Linked DNA regions of Homo sapiens: region 2 is linked to region 1. Evidence: chromatin loops called from intact Hi-C (ENCODE). Cell type or tissue: gastrocnemius medialis. All regions are shown on one strand. Links, peaks and the distances in the headings refer to the core of each region. The heading gives the core; the rest is flanking DNA.

Region 1 (5,377 bases), core at 154-5,153:
AATGGAAAACAAATGCTATGGAGACTTCATTTTTCTAAGAAATTGATTCAGTTAAAAAAAAAAAAAAAAAAACCCAAGGTGTGCTTACCCAGGTCAGTATTTTCCCTGTTGAGACCGAAGCAACTGAGGGTTGTACAACACACTCAACTGCTTCTTGAGGCCACTGTAGTTTCCATGGGCAAAAGCAAACAGTCCTGAGCAAATCCCACATGACCTGTTCCATTCTTGACTCTTCTATTTACCTTTGTTTTTGAAGAAGCCCAGACACTAAGGCGACATTCTCATAAGTATGTCACTTTAGCTGAGGAGGAATAAACTACAGTGCTACAGCCAGGTGCCTGATTCAATCACAAAATTATTCAGACACCTGGGGCAATGCCCAGCTGGCAGGGCTACCTGTTTGTTTTTCTTTTCAGCTTGTATTTTGTATTGTTGCCAGCCTTGTGTTTTAGAAGCATTGAGGGCACTTAGCATTTATTTAGTCTTGGTTCCCACAGTCTTCCACCAGAAGCCCACCCCACGTGTAGGCGCGGGCGTTCAGGCGGGCTGCTGCTTGCTGGGAACCACGTTTCTCAGCCTGACTTGTTCTCTCTCTTCCTCTCCTAGAGGTTCAAAAGTCCATTTCCAGTATTTCCCATAGAAAAGTGCTCCTAATATCTGAAAGTATGCTATTTTAGGATGCAAGTAGATCTTTGTCCTTCCTGCTTGGTGGAGATGAATTGGGGCACTGTTCCTGAGCCAGTGGCCTCTGTGAACACTGGAACACTGCCTGGGTGTCCACCCTCATGTGGAGAAGCCATGGGGACAGCTGCAGAAGAGAGTACCCACCTGGGCAGGTGAGGTGACCAACGCTGGACAACATGCTTCCCCGTCCACTTGACTTCTTTGCATCTTGCACTGAGACACAGCCCTCCAAGGGAAGCAGCAGCAGTGAACTGCTTTGTGGCACGATGGCCTTCCATGGAGTCTGAGGAATTCTTCTGGAAGATAAGGGGCTGGAATTCCAATTCCCATTGGCACTACCCCATGCAGGTCTAATACCACTCATTGGGCGATAGTTCTTTGTATTTCAGTCTGACAATACCGTATACAATAGGCTGCTCGGGCTGCCATTCATCCGCCCTTGAAGGGGGAAATTCCTTGAGGTGCTTCAAAGGGAGTTTACACTGATAAATGAGCATTTCAGGAGGTGTGGGAAGAACGCCTGGTCCACGGGCGCCATTGTCAGCATTAGGTGAGTAAGGAGAGCGAAGGTGACATCTGCGGCAAAGTGTCCCAGCAACACACGGCAGGCAGGGACTGTTTTCCTCACCTGCCTTGGCATTGGCTGCAAAACTGAGGGACCCTAAACAGGTACAATTCCTGAGACTGTAAAGAGGGTCAGTGACCCGGTGACTGCCCTTACCCCTCCCACCCCGAGTCCAGGAAGACTGTGTCTCTCCAAATGCCCAGGTCAGCGTCTCCTCCTATTAAAGGGTCTGGAGGATCCTGGGAGGGCAGGATGGGGGGTGTGGTCTTATCAGCCCAGGAGCCTGGGCGCAGCTTTGAGGTCAACTTGTTGTGAGTCCTTGAGCCAGTCACATAACACCCTGGGCTGTAGGTTTGTCATCAGAAGAAGTGTGATGTCTTAGGGCCTTGCTGGTGTGACATTCTAGGATCCTAGGCGTTTGCTGTGTGTCAAATGCATGCATCACAACAGGACAAATGTAGGACCAACCCTTCTGCAAGGAGGCACTTAACACTCCATTTCAGGTGAGCTCTAATGGGAATTTCATTCCTAAAACCTTAGAAGCAAACATGTCTGTATTTCTGTTTGTTAAGTGCATTCTAAACCAATGGGCTGGCCAATGGGCATAAGAAGGCCATGATATCTCCCAACATTCTAGACACAAGAGAAGGTTTTGGAACCAAGTGGGCAGCTGGACCTTAGAGCCAGTGGCCCTTTGGAAGGATGCCAGCCTTCCTAGTTCCAAGGAAACCCATGTAACAGACTGCTGTTTGCAGGTACACATGTTAGAGATGAACACAGTGATCAGCCTAGGACTTTGGGTGTCTGGATCTCAAACCAGATTCTTGCTTGCCGAGTGTTTATCAGAGCGTGTCAATAACAATTTGAAATGAATGATTTTCTCCCACTGTCACATTCAATATTTACCTTTGGAGAAAAGCAGGGTCAGTTCTCTCCAAAAGGAAGCTTAGTTAGTACAATTGGGTATTTTACGGAAAGACGTCCTTAAACTGCACCCCTTAGAAAATGGTAAGGGACTTTAATAGGGAAATGCCCCCTTACCCAGTGTGGCAAGAAAGCACTTGCCACAATCATTTCAGTCATCAGTTCTAAGTGACTTCAGCATTTCCTCATGGCAAGAACAGCGGGCTTGTTGCACAACTGCACTTTTCCTCACCTCTCTTTGGGTTCCTGTTGATCTTTTTTTTTTTATTTTGTATTTTGGAGACGAGACAGTCTGTTCCAAGTTCTGAGTTGGGGACGGTAGCAATTCTCCATGACCAAAACACTCTGCAGCTGCGTCCTTTGGAGCAGGGAACACGAGCTGCTTTGTTGACCCCTCTTCACCCCAGAGGCGTGTCTTCTAGGTTCAGTCCAGGATGCAGCCTGCCAGTCATTGGTCAGGTCACAAATATGTGCAGCACACAGCAAGGTCCTCCCTGTGACCGGCCGGTGTGGCTGTGTGCTGTCTGTCACCCCAGCGCCCTGGACCTCAGTCTGCAGAGAAGCAGCTGTGACAAGCACAGAAAGGCAGGCACTGGTGCCTCCTGTCGAAGCCCCCAATGCACCAGCAGCCCTCGTGTTAATTTAAGAAGTTGACTGAACAATCTGGCACAGTCGCTGGAAACTGAAGAAGGTGGGAAGAGGCTAAGCAAAACCCTTGCTTAATTAAAAGCATATCTGCAAAAGGTCAGGCCTGGCAGGAGGATGACAAAGGCAGTCAGAATTTTAAAATCAAGTCATTCTCTCTTGCGAGATTTCTTCCAGACCCTGATGGATTAGGGATGCTGGGTTTTCTCTTCCAACAGAGCCTGCACAGCTGAGTCGGGGTGAGCCAAGTGTTAGTTCCTTCGCTGTTTTCAGAGAAGTAGGACTTCTTCCCCTAAGGTGACCCCACTCCAACCCCAGGGCAAGAAGGAGGTGACTCTTAGTAAGTGCCAGCCCTCGTTCCCTCTGGAAACCTGGGGTAGATGTGGAAAGCACGTGGTGAGCTCTGTGGGGGCCATGCGACTTTAGGATGCTGTGCCTTGGTTCAAGTGGCTTCTTTAAGAAATCACCAAAACTAGATTCCTGTTGCAGCTAACGGAATGGGGAAAGTGTGGGCTCAGCAAAGTGAATTCTTTGTACTGACTTGATAACCACCTTCACCTTTTTGAGGCCGGGCATGGTGCCCCACACCTATAATCCCAGCACTTTGGGAGGCCGAGGTGGGTGGATCACCTGAGGTCGGGAGTTTGAGACCAGCCTGTCCAACATGGTGAAACCCCATCTCTACTAAAAAAATACAAAAATTAGCTGGGTGTGGTGACACACATCTGTAATCCCAGCTACTCGGGAGGCTGAGGCAGGAGAATCGCTTGAACCCTGGAGGCGGAAGTTGCAGTGAGCTGAGATCGCACCACTGCACTCCAGCCTGGGTGACAGAGCGAGACTCCGTCTCAACAACAACAACAACAACAACAAATCACCAAGACTGGATTCCTGTTGCAGCTGATGGAATTAGGAAAGTGGGGGCTCAGAAAAGTGATTTTTTAGTACTGACTTGATAGCCAGCTTCACCTTTTTGAGAAAAGAACTCTAATTCCAGAAGACCTAACCAGCGCCAATGGGGAAATGGCAAGAGGGTAGATCCACAATAAGCAGAGCTTTCCCGCAGCCAGCTTTCCCGTATTCAGATAGGAAGCAGCAGGCAGCGTGTCAGCCTCTTCCTCCCCTGACATGCTGGGAGAGGGCATAGAAGCCCATCTCCTGAGGACATTGAAGAGGGGTCCTAACATGCGGGCAGGGGAAGGGGACTAGGTTAACATCTGCCTATGAGTTCAAATTCTTTGATTCTAGATTATCACACAACAGTCTTCAGAAAATGTCTATTCCTCAGAAGTTAGAAAACAGTTGTTTTGTACAAAATATACAATTGTATATTTTGTGTATTGTATATTTGTATTTTGTTACTTATTTGTGACATGTATTTATGAATGAGAATCCTTTTGTTAAAGCAAAAGCATTTGAACACTCTCTGCTGGTCTGAGAACTTCATATTTCTTCAGTAAATCATTATAATCTGAGCACACGGACAGCATCCTTGCTTCTGGCGCCAAGAAGTACAATCAACTGGTGGAGAGTGTTTCTTAAATGAAAGTGGTGTTTCCAGTTGGCAAAACAGATTATTTTTGCTATTAAAGAAATTGATTTCTTAACACATGTGATTAATTATGTCTGTAAAACAGAAAATCCATCAAAGACAAAATGTTTTTCCCTTCAGAAAACACTTACAAATTCTTACAATGTCATTGACTAAATATGACATTCTATTAATGGGCACCTTGTCTCCAAAGATACATCTGGGCTCATTCTCCACATTGTCTTCCCTAGGCTTTTGGGAGATTGATGACTGATGACAAAAACAGGGCAGCACTCGGTGACTTTCTGCTGGTTCTTGAGAATCCAAATGAAAGTCCTACCCTGAACCTGCTCTGCAAAGGGGACCCACATGAGGTAAATGACAAAAGATGATTCCGTTTCCACGGTGAAAGGGATCTTGCTAGACAGCCTGTTGGCTTTACCTTCCAAACATATTCAGAGTCCCAGCCCTTTCCCCTCATTTCCTGCTAATTCCCCAGCCCAAGCAGGGCCATTGCATGCACAGCTCCAACATGTGTGCAACGGTGCCCTTAGGATTGTAGGGTGCACAGTCAGCCTGGGGTGGCCTTGTGATACCCAGTGGTATGGTTTGGCTGTGTCCCTACCCAAATCTCATCTCGAGTTGTAGTTCCTATAATCCCCATGTGTCATGGTAGGGACCTGGTGGGAGGTAACTGAATCATGGGGGTGGTAGCTGCCATGCTCTTCTCATGATAGTGAGTAAGTTCTCAAGAGATCTGATGGTTTTATAAGGAGATTTTCTCCCACTTCACTCTGCCCTTCTTGCTGACGCCATGTGAAGAAGGATGTTAGCTTCCCCTTCCACCATGATTTTAAGCTTCCTGAGGCCTCCCCGGCCCTGCAGAAATGTGAGTCAATTAAACCTCTTTCTTTTATAAATTACCCAGTCTTGGGTATTTCTTCATAGCAGCATGAGAATGGACTAATAGACCCAGCATCTTCTACCTGGAGTATATTTTGTATTTTTCGTATGTTTTATTGCTTATT
Region 2 (5,377 bases), core at 297-5,296, 260 kb before region 1:
TGCTTGGTGTCTGGGGAGCATGTGTAAACCTCAAACTTTTCTAAACCCTGGCTTTGTCGTGGCAGCCTTGTGGAACCGTGCAATCATAGCGTACCATTTCTGTAATGAGAACCATTTCCCGAATATTAAGCTGGGCGCAGATCGCGTATCTTAACAGGGAAGAGAAGAATCTCTCAATTTTGTTAAATAAATATATTTAACAAGAGTTTAGGTATATAAACACATAGAGGCACACATGTCTATGAGTGTTTGTATGTATGTATATATACCTGTGTGGGGAAAACACTCTAGAAAGCAACATATCACAAAGTTAAACAACTTTACCCTTGGTGGCAGTTGTTTTCCCTTTATTTTCCATTTTCAAAATTGTCTAAAATAAAAGAAGCAAATATGGTCAAAACGAACTATCAGAAAGAGGATATTAAATTGAAAAACATTATAAATATGCTTTAGATTGTTTTTTGAGGGTGGTGTGTTAGATTCCTTGAGTTCCAATCCTGTTTTCCCCACAGAGTCCACCAATGCATGATCTTGGATTTCCCAGTGCCTCAGCTTCCCTAACTGAAACAGAGAAGGAATAACAGCCTCCAGTAATGTTCTAAAAGTTTAAAAGTTAGTTTTTATACTTATGAAATGTATCACTGAGCATTAAACATCGTTTATCCGCATATTAATAATTCATTAGGTTTTAACTATTACATTCCAAACCACCAATGCAGCACATTGAAATAATTAGGCTGATCATTAATGGAGAAGGATGGGGATAAATGGTGAGTGCATCTACAGCTTTTTTTTTTTTTCTTACGAAAACAGCAGAGGGTAACAATGTTGTGACAAGGAGGCCGTTGCTTCGATGAGATTACAATCTTTGACCTCAGAAACTGCTGGTGGACTGTGAGTCTGGAAGACGGACCTGGCTTCTCTCTGCGGCAGGGAAGGCTGGGGTCACAGCAGGCCGGCTGGAGTTCTCTGGGTCACCTGGGGCTGCCAGCTCAGCTCGGTGGCCTGGCTCACATCCCCGGGCACTGTCCCGTGAAGTCACAGGAGCTGTATGCCCAGCCACTCTCCCACCTTGACAATTCTTCCTTCCCATTATTGGTCCTGCTAAATCTGCGCTGAGGCTTCCTAAGAGAGAACAAGTCCCCCGGGTCATCCTCAGGCCCTTTCAGTCCCTGTGCTGGCTGCACACAACCTCCCAAGCCAGAGTTAATGCACCCAGGGCTGACAGATTCAGCAAATTACAAAGATAGGAGCCCAGTTAAATGTGAATTTCAGATACATAACCAATAGTGTTTTAGTATAAGGGACACACTTAAACTAAAAATAGCCACTGGGCTGTTTCTCTGAAATTCAATTTTAATTGGGTGTCCTGTATTCGATCTGGCAGCCCCTGTGCACCACAAATCCAAACACCCACTAAGAGGTGTATTTCAATAGCATTTCAGGCAAGTGGTTAGTAATGGAAGGCAAGGCCAGGCACCGTGGCTCACGCCTGTAATCCCAGCACTTTGGGAGGCTGAGGCGGGCGGATCACTTGAGGTCAGGAGTTTGAGACCAGCCTGGCCAACATGGTGAAACCCTGTCTCTAGTAAAAATACAAAAATCAGCCAGGCATGGTTGCGGGTGCCTGTAATCCCAGCTACTCAAGAGGCAGGAGAATCTCTTGAACTTGGGAGGCAGAATTTGCAGTGAGCTGAGATTTTGCCACTGCACTCCATCCTGGGTGACAGAGCAAGCCTCTGTCTCAAAAAAAAAAAAAAAAAAAAGAGAGAACTTAGAAGGGGGAATATGTCCACCTCCGAGGGAAGTTCAGATTTAATTTAAACCAGGTGTTGGCAAAGTATAACTCATAGTCCAAATCCAGCCCATGGCTTGTTTTTGTAAATGAAGTTTTATTGGAATGCCACCGTGCCCATTCATTTACAAAGTCTCTATGGCTGCTTCCATGCCACAATGGCAGTGCTGGGTAGTTGCATCTGAGACCACATGTGGCCCATGAACCTGAAAGATTTAATACCTGGCCCTTTACGGAAAAAGTGTGCAGACTTCTGATTTTTAAGGCATGGCTGACAGCTGCCCGGAGCCGGCTCTGGTCAGAGTAAGAATATTCAGGCCCTGGGATGCCCCTGATGTCCTGCGTCTCACAGCATTTTTGTTTGCATTTGACCCTAAGAGAGAAAAAGAACCTAATCTAAGCATCTAGGACTCCCAGGCTGGGAGCCGCAGATGGGTCATTGACCCTAGAAAGTGGGGTGGCTACATCAGGCAGACTGCTTTGCCTATTCAGGACAGTCATGCGGGAGTGACCTCGTGAAGATCTTCAGAGTCCAGGCCCCAGGCATTTACCATCTCACCAGAATGGCCATGTCATCCAAGAATGTTGCTAGCCTGCTCACCCCTGAGATGAATATTGTGGGGTAAGAAACCATCGTGCAAGGCAAGGTCCTGTCACCTAGCATTTGAATCCAGCTTAACCTCGTCAGAAACAGCAGCGGGTTGCACAGGGCAGACTATCACGAGGTGCTCCTTGTCCAGGCAAGGCTCCCTAGGGCACTTTACCAGAGCCAGATCACTTACTGGGATAAAGGGCATGAGTCACAGGACCGGGCACGTCACCTGCTGGGAGATGCATCCTCATTTGCTGTGCTACCCTCAGCAAAGGCCGATCTGTGTCTCCTCAACCTGAGGGTCAGGGGGATTATCTTTGCTTCTTCTCTGACCAAAAGGCCATATAAACATTATCTGAGGGGAAGCAAACCAGAGCTGCCTTTCACAGCATGGTCCTCCCAGGAGAGCCTTCAGGTTACGTAAGCAGCTCAGCTGACTGCAGCAGCTCAGCACCAGATTCTCTGGCCCAGGCTCATGGTCCATCTGCCAGGAAATAGAAGCTCTGTTGCATTGCCTGGAAGAGATGCCACAAGAGGGAAAGGGGCAGAGAGTTAAAAAAGTTTAAAGAGAACAAGTAAATGACATTACAAGAAATAATGCATGAGAGTAAGTTTCCAGCCTTAAATGCACTGAAGTCTACCCAAGGATGTCTTATGTGGCAGCCAGTGACTCAAAGTGGCTAGTGACTTCCTGGTGGTTACCTGGCCTCCCTTCCTGGGAGTCCACCTGTCTAAGCCAGAGTTCATGGCAGGGAACACTTTAGCCCCACGTTGCTTTGGGCAGGTTCTATGTGGGCCCAGAGATTCAAACGACACCTTTTCTCTTTAGTTGCCATCTTCAGGTGCACGATGGGACCATCGCAACCTGCAGAGGAAGGGATTCCCTCACTCTCTTACTCCCTAACCCATTCATTCACTTTTTAGTATTTTTCTCATTCACGTATTTAATATCCTACTGTGCTGCATATGGTTAGATTTAGTTCATTTCTCTAGGACTCAATGGTTTTTTAAAAATGTAAGCAACAAACCAACATCTTACCCAGAATCCCAATATGTCCAACAAATAAGAGGTAGGTGGTAACTTTCAGGCAGATACAACTTATTATTTATGTATTTCTGTGTGCATGTATTTGCATGTATTTGGAAATCTTCTCCCTGGGCTCCTTACTCCCTCCTCCCCTGCCACTTTTCAGATTGGGGGAAAGTGTCCTCATTATTTCAGCTGAATTTGCAGCCCTGAGCCCCAGGGATGGAAGGCGTGAGTCCAGCATTGTGAGACAGCAGTGCCGAGAGCCTTCTCTGAGTAAGGCAGGAAGCCTTCCCAATTCCAGTCTCCAAGTTTTATTCTTTCCTGAATCAAGGACAATGCCAGGCTTTTGGGCGTGGAGGCCCTCTCTACATGAATTCCCATATGAGGCTCTTCTATTTCAACAGCCTCCAAATTGGAATGTATTTTGAAGCCCCCCATACAGCCCCCTGTTGTCATTGACCCTAAATCTGCAGGCACAGGAAATTGGTCCACACCCTGCTCTGTACGGCTGCCCTGTAAGTATTTGAAGATGGTTCTCTCGTTCTCCTGAAGTCTTGGGTTTTCCCCTTCTGCTTCTCACCATCTTTTCTTTCCATGGCTTCTCATGTATGGTGGATTTTGAACTTTTCCTGGACATGCTCTTTGAACCTCCTTCAGTCTACTAGTGTCCTTAAGGCCTCGTGTTTGTAGCTAAACCTGGCACTTTGGATTTGGATTTTCTGTAATGGAGCTGAGGTGATCCAGACATCATGCTCAGGGCATCGTTAACCAGCAGGAGATGGCTCAGTCCCTAGCAGCTCTGCAGTCTGTGAAGGTGCCTAAGTTTTCTCACGTGCATGCCTCTCTCAGTCACATCTTTTTCACTCTGTACACATTTAAGTGTATGTCTGAACCCAAGTGCACATTTTTTAATGATCACTATTGAATGTCTTTCTCTACATTTATTCTTCGCTCCAGTTATCAAGATGTTTCTAGACTTTCCCTTGGTCATTGTACTGAGTTATGTCCCCCAAAAATACATGTTCCACCTTCAACTGTGTACCTGTGAATGTGACCTTATTTGGAAATAGGGTCTTTGTGGATGTCATCAAGTTAAGATGAGGTTATACCAGAACAGGGTGGGCCCTATTCCAATGACTGGTATCCTTATAAGAAGAGGGAAGTATGGGGCTGGGCGTGGTGGCTCATGCCTATAATCCCAGCACTTTGGGAGGCCGAGGTGAGTGGATCACGAGGTCAGGAGTTCAAGACCAGCCCGGCCAAGATGGTGAAACCCCGTCTCTTCTAAAAATACAAAAATTAGCTGGGCGTGGTGGTGGGCACCTGTAATCCCAGCTACTCGGGAGGCTGAGGCAGAGAATTGCTCGAACCCAGGAGGCGGAGCTTGCAGTGAGCCGAGAACATGCCACTGCACTCCAGCCTGGGCAACAGAGTGAGACTCCGTCTCAAAAAAATAAAAAATAAAAATAAGAGGGAAGTGTGGACACAGAGACAGAGACACTCAGGAGGTGTTGATACCACGTGATGACAGAGGCAGAAATTGGAGTGATGGAGCTGCCAGACAAGGAATGCCAAGGATTCCTGGCAGCCCCCAGACACCAGGAAGAGGCAGGAAAGGATCCTCCCCTAGAGCCTTCAGAGGGAGGTGGCCCTGCAGACACCTTGATTTCAGACTTCTGTCACCTGGAACTGTGGGAGCGTAAATTTCCGTTGCTTTGAGCTACCCCTTTGTGGTACTTTGTTACAACATCCAAGGAAACGAATACAGTCACATAGTACATTGGTCTTTCTTCCCAGTTTTGTGTCATCTATCAATTTCATTAATTTGACAGGTTTCCATGCATTTCCCATGGATGTCTGTGGGTTGGTCAACTCTGGAAGCCATTCTCCTGATAGGCTGGGACCCACGGGAACTGGTCTGTTGTGGCCACCCAGAAAATTAGCATTGAGAGCCATAGCT

The links. Hi-C counts contacts between places; a loop is a spot of excess contacts. Peaks named below come from ENCODE experiments on the same cell type or tissue, not always from the same donor. Only the 100,000 strongest peaks of a DNase experiment are listed, where the experiment ranks them.
Region 2: it touches region 1 in a loop (12-fold over the local background); 1 of 110 quality-filtered maps calls a loop at or near these places.

Annotation. Positions count from the first base shown.
Region 1 is chr2:236,986,436-236,991,812 of GRCh38, forward strand. All of the region lies in intron 1 of COPS8-DT (COPS8 divergent transcript), which reads right to left. Among named protein-coding and RNA genes, the nearest start is that of COPS8-DT, 97 kb to the right of the region's middle. In gastrocnemius medialis, for the core only: no CTCF peak of the experiment used is centred there; DNase peaks (open chromatin) are centred at 2,596 and 3,136; H3K4me3 peaks cover 907 bases; H3K27ac peaks cover 3,284 bases.
Region 2 is chr2:236,729,651-236,735,027 of GRCh38, forward strand. It overlaps LOC105373948 (a long non-coding RNA gene), which reads right to left. Exons shown (of 6, transcript XR_924022.2): 5 at 2,617-2,902; 6 at 1,873-2,168. Among named protein-coding and RNA genes, the nearest start is that of ACKR3, 160 kb to the left of the region's middle. In gastrocnemius medialis, for the core only: no CTCF peak of the experiment used is centred there; DNase peaks (open chromatin) are centred at 991, 2,551, 2,831 and 3,731; H3K27ac peaks cover 3,282 bases.